Regions from separate parts of the Homo sapiens genome. Here region 2 is linked to region 1. Evidence: chromatin contacts called from ENCODE Hi-C data. All regions are on one chromosome and are shown on one strand. Each heading gives the region's core, a stretch centred on a gene start or an enhancer-like site at or near the end of the contact. The rest is flanking DNA. Distances are from core to core; before and after follow the strand shown. Region 1 holds the start of HPS3 (HPS3 biogenesis of lysosomal organelles complex 2 subunit 1). Region 2 holds the start of CPA3 (carboxypeptidase A3).

Region 1 (6,423 bases), core at 1,343-3,842:
GAGAAGTAAATGGTATTTTGTGAGTGACTTTCTCAACACATTCTCTAAGACCAATGCAGATATCCCGAGGTACCTCACAGATGGGATAGGAAATCAGTGCTCCAGAGATCCAGAATCCTTCTTTTCTAGGCTGGTTGAGTAGAGCTCTTTGTCCATGTTGTTGCAGAACCATTTTTGTAGCCATCCCCAGTGGTGTTGTCACCTAGAAGAAACTTGGGGGAGCTTTTTACCCACATAGCACCCTCAATCTCCCCAGCAAATACAGCTTAAAGAAGTTCTAGGGCCAGGTGCAGTGACTCATGCCTGTAATCCTAGCACTTTGGGAGGCTGAGGTGAGAGTATCGCTTGAGTCCAGGAGTTCAAGATCAGCCTGGGCAATATAGTGAGACCCTATCTCTACAAAAATTTTAAAAATTAGCCAGGCATGGTGGTATGTGCCTATAGTTCCTGCTAATCTGGAGGCTGGGATGGGAGGATTGCTCGAGCTCAGGTGGTCAAGGGTACAGTGAGCCATGATCACACTGCTGCACTCCAGCCTGGGTGACAGAGCGAAACCCCATCTCTTTAAATAAGAAAGAAAAGAAAGAAAGAGAGAGAAAGGAGGGAAGGAAGGAAGAAAGTTCTCAAGACAACCCTTTTCAACAGAGTGCTACCCTAAGTGCATGTGCTATGGGCTAAATTGTGTCTTCCCCCCAAATTCATATGTTGAATCTGTAACCTCCAATACCTCAGAATGTGACTGTATATAGAGATAGGGCCTTTAAGAAATAATTAAGGTTAAATAAGATCATAAGGGTGGGTCCTAATCTAATATGGCTGGTATCTTTATAAGACAAGGGAAGGACACCAGGGATGCAGGCACACAGAGGAAAGACCATAGGAACACATAATAAAAAGGTAGTCATCTTCAAGCCAAGGAGAAGGGGCTTCAGGAGAAACCATACCTGCTGACATCTTATCTTGGACTTCTAGCCTCCAGACCTGTGAAAATGAAATATCTATTGTGTAAGCCACCCAGTCTGTGGTGTTTTGTTATGGCAGCCCTTGCAAACAAATGCAACCTCCCGCAAGGAATTGATGGTGTGCCATTGCTGCCCCTGCATTCGTAACAGGAATACAAGTGGGCAGCTCCTGCTCACAGCTCCTGACAAACGTGGAAACCAGACACATGCCCCACCTTCCCTTGGGTAGCATGTCTCTTCCCAAAGAATCTTAGATGAGTCAGGTGCAGTGACTACAGCAAGGAAGAAGACACTATCTCTAGGAAGGAATGGGGTTCCAGGTTTTGAGCAAATCTCACTTCTTTCTCCAAAACAGACATTCTTTTTATGCAGGTGAAATTACACTAAAGTTAATATCAGTCTTCATTAGGAGAAAATTGAATTAGGATAATTAAGTCTTGAAGAAGAAAATTAAGCCAAAAAGAATAATATGGCAGATACTTGTGGAAAGGAATCTTTTTTACTATTGATTTTGATATTTGCTCTTAAGTTTTGTATCTAGAACAAATAACTTGTGGACTATTAGTCTGGTTGTTTTCCATAGGAGCCTTCTGTGATTTTTTGCAGCCCTAGTTCCTGACCTGAGCTACCTCCATGTTTACTTCTCTAACTCACTGAGTTTGACGAACCTGTTGTTTCCCATTACTTAGAGGTACTTTATTCATCTGAAGGGCCTAGGAAAGGGAGGCAAGTTTAACTTCAATCCAATTGCATCTAATTTACAAATTCTGAACTGGAAACTGACTGAAGAAAATGTTGCACTTTCATTTATGTCCCTGTGTGCCTAAATAAAACAGCATCCCTCAATCCATGCTAACACATATATTTTCTAGGTGAACTGGACAAAGTTATACTACTTGTTTTATCTAAATCTGATTTTTTTAGAAAAGGGAAAGTGTTGCGATCGTGAACTCCACGTTGAGATGTCAGGAATAGATAATTTACTGCATAGTTTTAGGAGCACTGGACTGAAAGCCAGGGGATTTCCCTCCTAGTTCTTCTATCCTCTGGGGCTCAAACTAGTCTTTTGTCAAATGCCTACAAGATGAAGTCCATGGATTCTTTCTTTCAACAAATATCTTTTTGCCAAGCACGTTCAAGGCTTTGCTCTTTCCAGCTGAACTATTCTAGAATTTCCATTATTTTAAAGCAACTCTTCAGAGTGTTTAGCCCCGAGTTGCACCCCATTTCAGTTTTTGCAACCCCATCCTCCAGAAGCTCAGGGACTACTGAAGAGACATGAATAACGCTCCTCAAAGTAAGTACAAAATGTTACAAGATAGATGATGAATTGTCAGAACGTACTCAAAAGCCAAAACATACCGCCTGGCCCAAAGCAGTAAAAGACGAAAGGCAGGGACCCAGCGGTCCCCGCACCCACCGGCCACTGAGCATAGAGCAGTGGCAAGCTCGCGCGGCGGAGTGGGAGGCGCAGAGACCGAAAGCACTGCAGCGCCAGAGCGCGGGCTGACCAGGCTGGCGTGACCGCTTTCCCGACGCCTGCCACGCCCCGCGGCGGCCTCTTTAAGTAGCGGAGCCGCGGGCGGGGCCGGCTGGCGTTCACGTGACCCGGCGTCATTGGCTCGCTCGCGGAAGTAGTCCTACATTCGCGGTCAGCGCGGGGTCTCCGGGCGCCCTGCAGGGCGGGCAGGCTGTGCCATCCCGCCGGACGTCGGGATGGTGCAGCTGTACAACCTGCACCCGTTCGGGTCGCAGCAGGTGGTGCCCTGCAAGCTGGAGCCGGACCGGTTCTGTGGCGGGGGGCGTGACGCGCTTTTCGTGGCGGCGGGCTGCAAGGTGGAGGCGTTCGCGGTGGCCGGCCAGGAGCTGTGCCAGCCGCGGTGCGCCTTCTCCACGCTGGGCCGGGTGTTGCGCCTGGCCTACAGCGAGGCTGGTGAGTAATCTAGAGAGCCAGGGGCCGCCTGGGGTCCAGCTTGAGGCCTCCTAGCTAGCGGACCGAACGTCTGGGCTGTAGCTCTAGCTAGGGATGGGACTTCTTGCTTCCCGGAATTTGCCGGATGGTCTCCCTGGGTCTGGCCGCTGATTGCTTGAAGTCGCATTGAGCTATGCGGTTGTCGCGGCAAGCATAGGTATGAGCTTGCTTCTGTCGGGGCGGAGACGCTGACATCTCTTCGTCTTGGTTTTCTGCAGAAAGGCCTCTGGCTGGATTCCACTCATCTCGGATACTTAAGCAAACAACAACAAAAAACTCTTTAGTGCATCAGATTTCAAAGACTTACCAAAAAAACAAGTAGGAATAAGGAGACTAGTACTGTATCCCGGAACCTCCAAGTACTCCCAGCTTTAACAATTATTCCAACTCTTGGCAGTTCTTTCACATCTGTACCTCCATCTACTTCCGGTCGGTTTTTGAAAGCTCACATTATGTGTTGATTTTTAAATGTGTGTAAGTAGAACTCAGACTGCCCCCCTCTCTTCTCTTAAACATCTGTGGCCGGGCGCAGTGGCTCACGCCTGTAATCCCAACACTTTGGGAGGCTGAGGCAGGCGGATCACGATGTTAGGAGTTCGAGACCAGCCTGGTCAATTTATTGAAACCCCGTCTGTACTAAAAATACAAAAATTAGCCGGACGTGGTGGTGGGCGCCTGTAGTCTCAGCTACTTGGGAGGCTGAGGCAGGAGAATCGCTTGAACCGGGGAGGCGGAGATTGCCCCATTGCACTCCAGTTTAGGCGACAGAGTGAGACTCCGTCCCAAAACAAACAAAAACAAACAGTTGTAAGAGCAGCCGTTACTCTTTCACACCAGAAATGTGAAGCAATACCAAGGAAATACTGTGTGGGTGAATCCTATTTTAGAAAAATCCAACATTTAAAACTAGATCCCTTTTAGATTACAGAAGAATTTACCATATAATTCCTTTAATACACTTACCTTCGATTCATACTTTACAAGATGGGTGTAAAGTTCAGTATTTACGTTGCAAAAGCTGGTGGCTATGCTATTAATGAAGTGGAGAACTTGAACCTGGAAGATTGGAGATCTCTCTCTAATCCCTACCCCGCAGCTGGTTCGGTGTGAGTTTATAGAAACCTTGGGGTCTGAGTTTATGTTAAAAAAAAAAAAAAAAAACAAAAAGTTGAATAAATAGATCAGTGATATCCAGACCCTGGGATTTCGTGGCTCAATTAAAAACTGTGGGGTTACCATACATAGTATCTGACTGCTTATTTTGTCAAGTAAAGACATATACAGGCATACCTTGTTTTTTTTGCATTTCACTTTGTTGTACTTTGCCGATACTGCGTGTTTTTTTCTCCCCAATTGAAAGTTTGTGGCAACTCTGTGTGGAGCAAATCTACCAGTTCCATTTTTCACACTGCATGTGCTCACTACATGTCTCTTGAGTCACATTTTGATAGTTCTTGGCAATATTTCAAACTTTATCATAATTATTGTATCTATTACGGTGATCAGCAATCTTTGATGTTACTATTGTAGTAGTTTTGGGGTGCCATGAACTGTGCCCATGTGAGATGGTGAACTTAATTGATATGTGTTGTGTATGTTCTGATTACTGCTCTGATCGTCTCTGCCTGCTCAGGCTGCCCTAGGCCCTGAGACACAACAATATTGAAATCAGGCCAATTAATAACCCTACAATGTCTTCTAAATGTTCAAGTGACACTTGGACGTCTCTCACTTTAAATCAAAAGCTAGAAATGATTAAGCTTAGTGAGGAAGGCAGGCGTGTCAGAAGCTGAGATAGGCTGCACGGTAGGCCTCTTGGACCAAACACTTAGCCAAGTTGTGACTGCAAAGGAAAAGTTCTTGAAATTAAGTGTTACTCCAGTGAACACAAATGATTAGAAAGCCTTATTGCTGATAGGAAAAAAACTTTGCTCTAGGTAGAAGATCAAGCCAGCCAAAATACTCCCTTAAGCCCAGGCTTAATACAGAGCAAGGCCCTCTGTTCAACTCTGTGAATGCTGAGAGAGGTGAGGAAGCAGCAGAATAAAAGTTTAAAGCTAGCAGAGTTCAGCTCATGAGGTTTAAGGGAAGAAGCTGTCTCCATAATATAAAAGTGCAAGGTGAAACAGCAAGTGATGATGTAGAATCTGCAGCAAGTTATCCAGAAGTCCAGAAGATATAGCTAAGATGAGTTTATGGAGGCAGCTGTGCTAAACAACAGATTTTTTCAGTGTAGACAAAACAGTCTTAAATTGGAAGAAGATGCCATCTAGGACTTTCTTGGCTAGAGAGGAGAAGATAATGCCTGGCTTCAAAGAACAGGCTGACTCTTGTTAGGGGGTGATGCAGCTGGTGACTAAATTGAGGCCAGTTCTCATTTACCATTCTGAAAATCATAGGGCCCTTTTAAAAATTATGCTAAATCTACTCTGCCTGTGCTTTAGAATGAAAAAAGCCTGGGTGACAGCACAGCTGTTACAACATTGTTTACTGAATATTTTAAGCCCACTGTTTTGATCTACTGCTCAGAAAACAATATTCTTTTCAAAAGATTACTGCACATTGACAATGCACCTAGTCCCTCAAGACCTCTGATGGAGATGTAGAAGGAGATTGATGTTGTTTTTATGCCTGCTAACACAGCATCCATTCCGCAGCCCATGGATCAAGTAGTAATTTTGACTTTCAAGTCTCATTATTAAAGAAATACATTTGGTAAGGCTATAACTGCCACAGATAAGTGATTCTTCTGATGGATCTGGGCAAAATAAATTGAAAATCATCTGGAAAGAATTCACTCTTTCTAGATGCCATTAAAAACATTCAGGATTCATGGAAGGAGATCAGATACCAACATTAACAGGAGTTTGGAAGTAGTTGATTCCAACTCTCATGGATGACTTTGAGGGGTTCAAGACTTAGGTGGATGAAATAACAGTAGATGTAGTGGAAATAGCAAGAAAGCTAGAATTGGAAGTGGAGCCTGAAGATGTGTTGGAATTCCTGCAATCTTATGATCAAACTTGAATGGGTGAGGAGTTGCTTCTCATGGATGAACAAAGAAAGTGGTTTCTTGAGATGGAATTGTTTCTATTGAAGATGCTGGGAACATTGTTCAAAAGACAACGAAGATTTAGAATATTTCATAAACTTAGTTGATAAAGCAATGAGAAGGTTTGAAAAGATTAACTCCAATTTTGAAGTTCTGCTGTGGGTAAAATGCTATCAAATAGCATTGCATGCTCCAGAGAAATCTTTTGTGAAAGGAAGAGTCAATTGATGGAGCAAACTTAATTGTTTTATTTTTTTATTTTATTTTATTTTATTTTATTTTTTTGAGACAGAGCTTCACTCTTGTTGGCCAGGCTGGAGTGCAGTGGCGTGAACTCGGCTCACCACAACCTCCACCTCCCAGGTTTAAGCAATTCCCAGCCTCAGCCTCCCAAGTAGCTGGGGTTACAGGCATGCGCTACCACTTGTGGCGAATTT
Region 2 (6,423 bases), core at 2,577-5,076, 260 kb before region 1:
TGCAGCTGCTACAATGTGTCACACACTCATCTTCAAACTCATTTAGTAATACATCATTTAAATAGACAGAGAACCATATGTGAAAAAAAAAAATCCCATTAATTTGTCAGCAACATTGGTGGTAATTTAAAAATAGATGTAATTTAGCTAAATATTCTTCCTCCTACTCTTTAAGTTATATCCACTTTGTGTATTGGAGGGCTAACATAGCCATAGTTACCTGAGTGAGGTAATCTTGCTGGAGGTGTATCATTAAACTCCTGTTCCACAGGATACTCCCTTGCTATCTCTGGCAAGTAACACCAACCCCTGACTAAGGGAAGCTGTGGCCCAAAGTATGGAAATCTTGGCAAACCACAAAGAACTCTCCTAATTCCCTAAATTGAATGCTTTAAAATAGAAATTAGGAATAATATATGTGGACTGCTTTTTTAAAATTCCAAGGAATTTTTAAGGGTAAGAACAAAGAATAGGAAAGCAAATATGCAAATATTCTTATTTGAAATCCCATGTATCTGAGATGTCCTGCACCTGAGAAATTTTTACTATGACCACTGTCTACTGAAAGTTAACAGGAAGCTGGGTAGAATTTCCACTTGCCTGGGCAAAACCAAGAAAAACAGAAAGAGAAATCTGCCTTAGTCTTCACTGTAGTAGTATCTGACCAGCTAATCAGAGACTGCTGTGAGTCCACCCAGCCTTGCCCACCTGAGAGCCCCAGGTTGGGGGGATACCTCTTCTTCTCCCTCTTTTATCCCACTCCCACCCTGAGATCCCAGAGCAGGCTCTGAGCCTTTCCTTCAGCTCCAAGCTCTCAGCTCCCAAAGCAACAGTGAACCAACAGCACAAGAGTAGCCCCTGAATCTTTCTTTCTCAAGTGGTGTGGGTAGAAAATAGCAAGACTGATTTTCTCATCTGGATTATGGAATTCCTACATACCTAGAATCATATGCCATTTGTTCATCTTATTCTGCAAGCTGACCTATATGAATTGGTCAAAGAGAGAATTTCTAGAAGGAAAAGAAGGCAGACCATAGCAAGTTAACATGTTAATTTGGGGGCAAAAAGGGTTCTGCTGAGTGATAATGATTAAAAATATATAGAGAAAAGCATAGCTAAACTATATGGTGATATTTTAAATCATGGCTAGACGTGCACTACTACAAATACCATAGAAAGTGCAGAGCTCAAGAAAGATGGAAAATTATGGCTGCATGAAGTATTCACCTCTAAGTCACTTTTTAAAGAGGTTGATTTAATCTGTGAAACATCACAGTCTTACATAGTCAATCCTAAAATGATACGGGGTTTGACAATTATTCATCCTACCCACACATATGCCAAGACCTTTTATAAATCTTGATGCAGTAATATAAGGCAGCACTGATCTATGCTTGCCAAGAAATAGCGCTTGTTCTGAGAAAAAGCTCTAGAACATTATTGAAATCCATCTATTGTATTTTTCTTCAGAGGCTAAATAGATTGGAGAGGCAGTGGGAGTCTCAAACACATCACATGTTTATATCATATTCCAGAAAGAAGAAATTGCCAATATGTAATCTATTAAGAAGCCAAAGATGTACTTTTATTTATTAACAAAGTCTTATCCTGAGAAATACCAAAGTCCTCAAAGCACTCACCTAGATTCCCCAAATAAAATAAAAGTGTTCTTCCTACTTGACCTGAAAAACAGACATAGAAGCTTTCTCCACACAATTTTAAAACCAGTCACAGAGGAAACAGCTTCAAGAAAATATAACAGAATTCTAAAATTAAGAGGATTTCTATTTTTCCTCTTTCACCTTTCCTGTATTTTCCAGAATCATTTTCAATGGGCATTTATAATTTTTAGAATCAGAAAATAAAACTCTAAAAAGCAAAGCTATAACATTAAAAAAAATTATTGAAGTAGTCCACATGAAAACAAATACAGAGACATATTTTATCCCTAAAGGTCACGGCCACCACTTTAATCTACCACATGATCTATTTTGATACCGGTTCTGCAGGCTGGCAGTGGCCCACTGGAAGTCTCTGTTGACAGCACATGAACATTTTATCAACTGTCTAGAGAGCATGGACGTGTTTTTTAGCACCTACCACGAAGTCCCTAACATATCCTGTCTCACTAAGCCTCACAGCCACTTGTTAGAGTCACATTAGCATTCCCATTTTACAAATGAGGAAACCAAGGCCCAGAATAACTAGGCAGCCTGCTCAAGGGGATGTAGCTAGCGTGTGGGAGCCACATTGAAGTGATGTCTGTCGAAACCCAAAGTCAAGGTCTTTCTTTTTCACTGTTCCCTGGTCAAAAGTATCTTTAGTCAAAAGCAATGGAGCAAGCATTTGCTTTGGGAGTTCTCAGTGCTGGTGAGCTTGCCCAGTGTCAAGAACATGAAGGCATTTGTAAAACCCTCCTCTTCCTTACCTGCAAGGCTGGAGCCGGAAAATCCATTTGGGGAAATAAAAAAAAGTCCCGAGTTCTACCACACACCCATCAGATAGAGAAGAATGGAATTACTGCTGCTGTATATATAACAGGGGCGTGTCTCCAACCACACTATTTTGATAGTACATAAGCGTGACTCTGAGAAGTTTTATCTACAGTCAGCTATACGTTTGTCAATGTGAAGAGGTGGTTTTCAAAAAGGAAATTCTAATAAGTTAACTGATTAGATAAATTCACTTACTCTTTTAGGTTACCTATGATTCTAGGTAAAGGTGTTATTCTCCCATAATTAACCAAGTTGTGTTCAAGACTAAACATCCCTCCAGAGATGGTTGTGAATGGTCTATAGGTGGCTTTCATTAATTCAACTCTCAAAAGGCATTATTTGGCAATTACAGCATCCAGGCTCTGAAGACAGTGTCCAATTAATAAACATTACAGCATTGATATTTTCTTGCTGTCAGGTAGTTCTCAAGTTGCCTTAGAAATAGGGGTCACCTCTGAGGACAGAGAGAAGAGAAGGGCAAAGAGTTAGGGCAGTGCTTTAGGTCTTTAGTGTTTATTTCTTTACCCAGAGAAGTACAGGAAAAATATAACAAAAATGTTATCATTGTAAAATCTAAATGGTGAACATTTCAATGTTCGCCATAGTACTTACAGCATTTTTAGTACATTTATATTTTGTAATTTAAATTTTTGGGGTTTTTTTTGCCTCCCAAGTAGCTGGGATTAAGGCACCTGCCGCCACGCCCGGCTAATTTTTGTATTTTTTAGTAGAGACAGGGTTTCACCACGTTGGCCAGGCTGGTCTTGAACTCCTGACCTCAGATGATCCACCCGCCGCGGCCTCCCAAACTGCTGGGATTACAGGCGTGAGCCACCGTGCCCAGTCAATTTAAATGTTTTTAATTTCACAACTTACATTCTAGCTTCAAAAATATATTTTACATTATTACGAACCACTCACCAAGATTTTATGGCCAGATACCCAAATTCATCTCAGTCTCCAAGTGCAAATTTTAAAACTAATTTCTTCCATCATTCAATTCAAGCAGAATGGTAGAGTAGTATTTTAGAACAGATAGAACTAGTAAATCCCAGCTCTGTGAACATACTTTCTCTGTTACCTTGGCCAAGTTATTTGCTAAAGGCATTTGCTTCCCATCCTGTATCTGTAAAATGGGTATTTCCTATTGCAAAAGGTAGATAAGTAGCATGTGCTTGGTGGGTTAGTGTTTTTCCCTCTCCAGCTGGAAAAAAAAAACCTGGTGTGGGGGAAGAAGGGGAACAGTTTGTGCAACAGAACCCTAAGAGGAAATCAGCTGCTCATCAAGATAAGGGCTGAGGCATAAAACTGCCAGAGGGTCTCAAGGCAGGCAAAGAAGAACCATGAGGCTCATCCTGCCTGTGGGTTTGATTGCTACCACTCTTGCAATTGCTCCTGTCCGCTTTGACAGGTAAATCTTACTTCCTGTGTTCCAGTCTCTGTGTAGAAGAGAATTAAAGGTTGTTTCCTTACAGTTCACTTTTTTTTTTTCATTTGCCTCCACAAAGGGAGAAGGTGTTCCGCGTGAAGCCCCAGGATGAAAAACAAGCAGACATCATAAAGGACTTGGCCAAAACCAATGAGGTAAGCATTTAGAGGGATATTTTATCTTTTCTTACTGTTCTCTAAAAGATGCTTCTTCTTATTTTACTGTCAATGCCCATGGGACTACAAAAGACTATTGAACATAAGGGGAAAGCAGGAGCTATCTGGATAATTCAGCCAATGGCCAATACTTCACCTGTTCTGGTTTTGGTCTTGGTTTCCAAGACTACCACTTCTGTTTTTCCTCCCAAAAGCTTTTCAAACACCAGCTTTTTCAAGGTAAAACTATGAAATCAGGAGCTGTTCTTGGCCTCCTTATCAGGGCATCTTTCTCTTGCCTACGGGTGCCATTCCCTCTCCATTCTCCCCACTCCGACCCTCATCTCCTCTGGTGCCATAATTTCTCTTGAGTACTAACTGAAAACGTTGAGGCACTGGCTAATATCAAGATGTGACCCTTTCCAAGAGCAGGTACATTTTCAAATAAGACTTTTAAAGTTAGATCAATCCTTTAAAATCCAACAGCCTAATATAATTTTATCATGTATTCAGCTGCTCCTATTTATGTTGCACCAGCCACCTTATATATGCCATTTCAAATTCTCCAGCAGATTCTCAATGTCAGGGTTATAATGTAACTCATTTGAAACAGAAGAGCTAAAGTGCAAAGACAATAAATTAAATGACCAAGATTACACATCAAATTTAAACCCAGAACTGGGTCTGGGATTTATTCCAGTCAAACATACAGTTACCTCTACATCAAATCAATCAAAGGCCCTGCCTATTCTAACTCCCAAATGTTTCTCAAATCCACACATTGCCCTCCATTCCACTGCCACTGCCAAGTTCATGTTCACTCTACCTCTTGCAAGGAGAATTTCCATAGTCCCTTAACTAGCAATCAGGGCTCTAGTCTTGACTCCCACAAAGCCAACTCTGCATTGCAACCTGATTGCTCACTCTAAAACTTGACAATTGCATTCCTCCGTTTGAGGGTCATTACTAAGAAGCAGCCTAGTACGGAAAAAGCATTTTCTTCAAAGTCAAACGCTTACATTCAAATCCAAGCTCTACGCTAGCTCTGTAGCCTTAGGCAACTTACTCAACATCTCTGGGTCTCAATTTCTTCTGCTATAAAATGGGGATAATAGTCATAGCTACTTCCTAGGGTTGCTACAAAGACTAAGTAAGCGTTTGATAGCACTTAGAAGCAGGCCTGCCATATTAAGCACCATAGAAGCGTTTTTTGTTTGTTATTGTTTTTGTTTTGAGACAGAGTCTCACTCTGTCACCCAGGCTGGAGTGCAGTGGCACAATCTCTGCAGCCTCCGACTCCCAGGTTCAAGCGATTCACCTGCCTCAGCCTCCCTATTAGCTGGGATTACAGGTGCCCACCACCATCCCCGGCTAATTTTTGTGTTTTTAGTGAAGACGGGGTTTTGCCATGTTGCCCAGCTGGTCTCAAACTCCTGACCTCAAGTGATCCACCCGCCTCAGCCTCCCAAAATGCTGGGATTACAGGCATGAGCCACCATGCCCAGTCAGAAGCATTTTCTTTTGGTATTGGTATAGCATTCAAAGCGTTTTATGATCTGCCAAACTACCAGCCTCTTCAATATCCTGCTCCTCCACCTTCTTCCACACCCTTCAAGCCCCATAAACACCAAAATCTCACCCACCTTGGCCCTGTACATCTTTTCTCATGAAAATGTGTTTCTCTCCCTTTTGACCTGGGTAAGTCCTACTTATTTCTCAAGATCCAACTCAGGCAGTGTCTCCTGCAGGACGTCTCTTCTGTTCATCAACTCTCGTGACTCAGTTTTGGCTGCTCCTTGTGCTCCTGGAATACCCGGTTCCTTCCTCTGGCATTGGTTAACATGTGGGAAACATGCATGTATGACTCTGTGTTCCACACCAAACCTTTCACATCTCATAAGTCCCTTATTAGTCTCTACAACTGTGGCACCCAGCTCTTTGCCTCCTGCTTAATACATGAAAGTTCACTAAGCTCTAAGCTCCTGCTGCACATTACCCTGCTAGAACACAGAAATGTCTATTGTGATAAGATGGCTCTGCCTAACTTGCCTTTGCATCACACTACATCTCTCATATGTCCAACTCATGATGTAGCTTTTTGATCAAAATAAACATTGGTTGGTTCATAGCAGCCTCATATTGTCACTTGATTGACCTCGAGGTAGAGGGGGACTCAACCAAGAAACAGCCAGGCAGACCTGAACACATACACAAGCAGGGGTGGAAATTGAGCTTTTCCTTCACATTTCCCAGGCTGGGGACTTGTACTTCATTTAGTTTCACAATTGAGTATGATTTTGAAGAACCACAAGAACTGGAATCTTTTCAATGTTTGCTTTTGTTT

The links. Hi-C counts contacts between places; a loop is a spot of excess contacts on that map. Pooled maps may share reads with other maps.
Region 2: a map of MCF 10A shows a loop between it and region 1 (5-fold over the local background). The contact joins the promoter of CPA3 here to the promoter of HPS3 in region 1. A Hi-C loop is called at or near these places in 4 of 168 maps with a recorded cell type or tissue (GM12878, K562, MCF 10A and 1 more), 12 of 37 single-sample maps with no recorded cell type and 20 of 50 pooled maps.

The regions. Positions count from the first base shown.
Region 1 is chr3:149,127,046-149,133,468 of GRCh38, forward strand. It overlaps HPS3 (HPS3 biogenesis of lysosomal organelles complex 2 subunit 1), which reads left to right and starts at 2,593. Exons shown (of 17, transcript NM_032383.5): 1 at 2,593-2,895. The coding sequence starts at 2,679. RefSeq lists enhancers at 2,594-2,853, 2,635-3,134.
Region 2 is chr3:148,861,470-148,867,892 of GRCh38, forward strand. CPA3 (carboxypeptidase A3) reads left to right here and starts at 3,827. Exons shown (of 11, transcript NM_001870.4): 1 at 3,827-3,906; 2 at 4,004-4,079. The coding sequence starts at 3,839.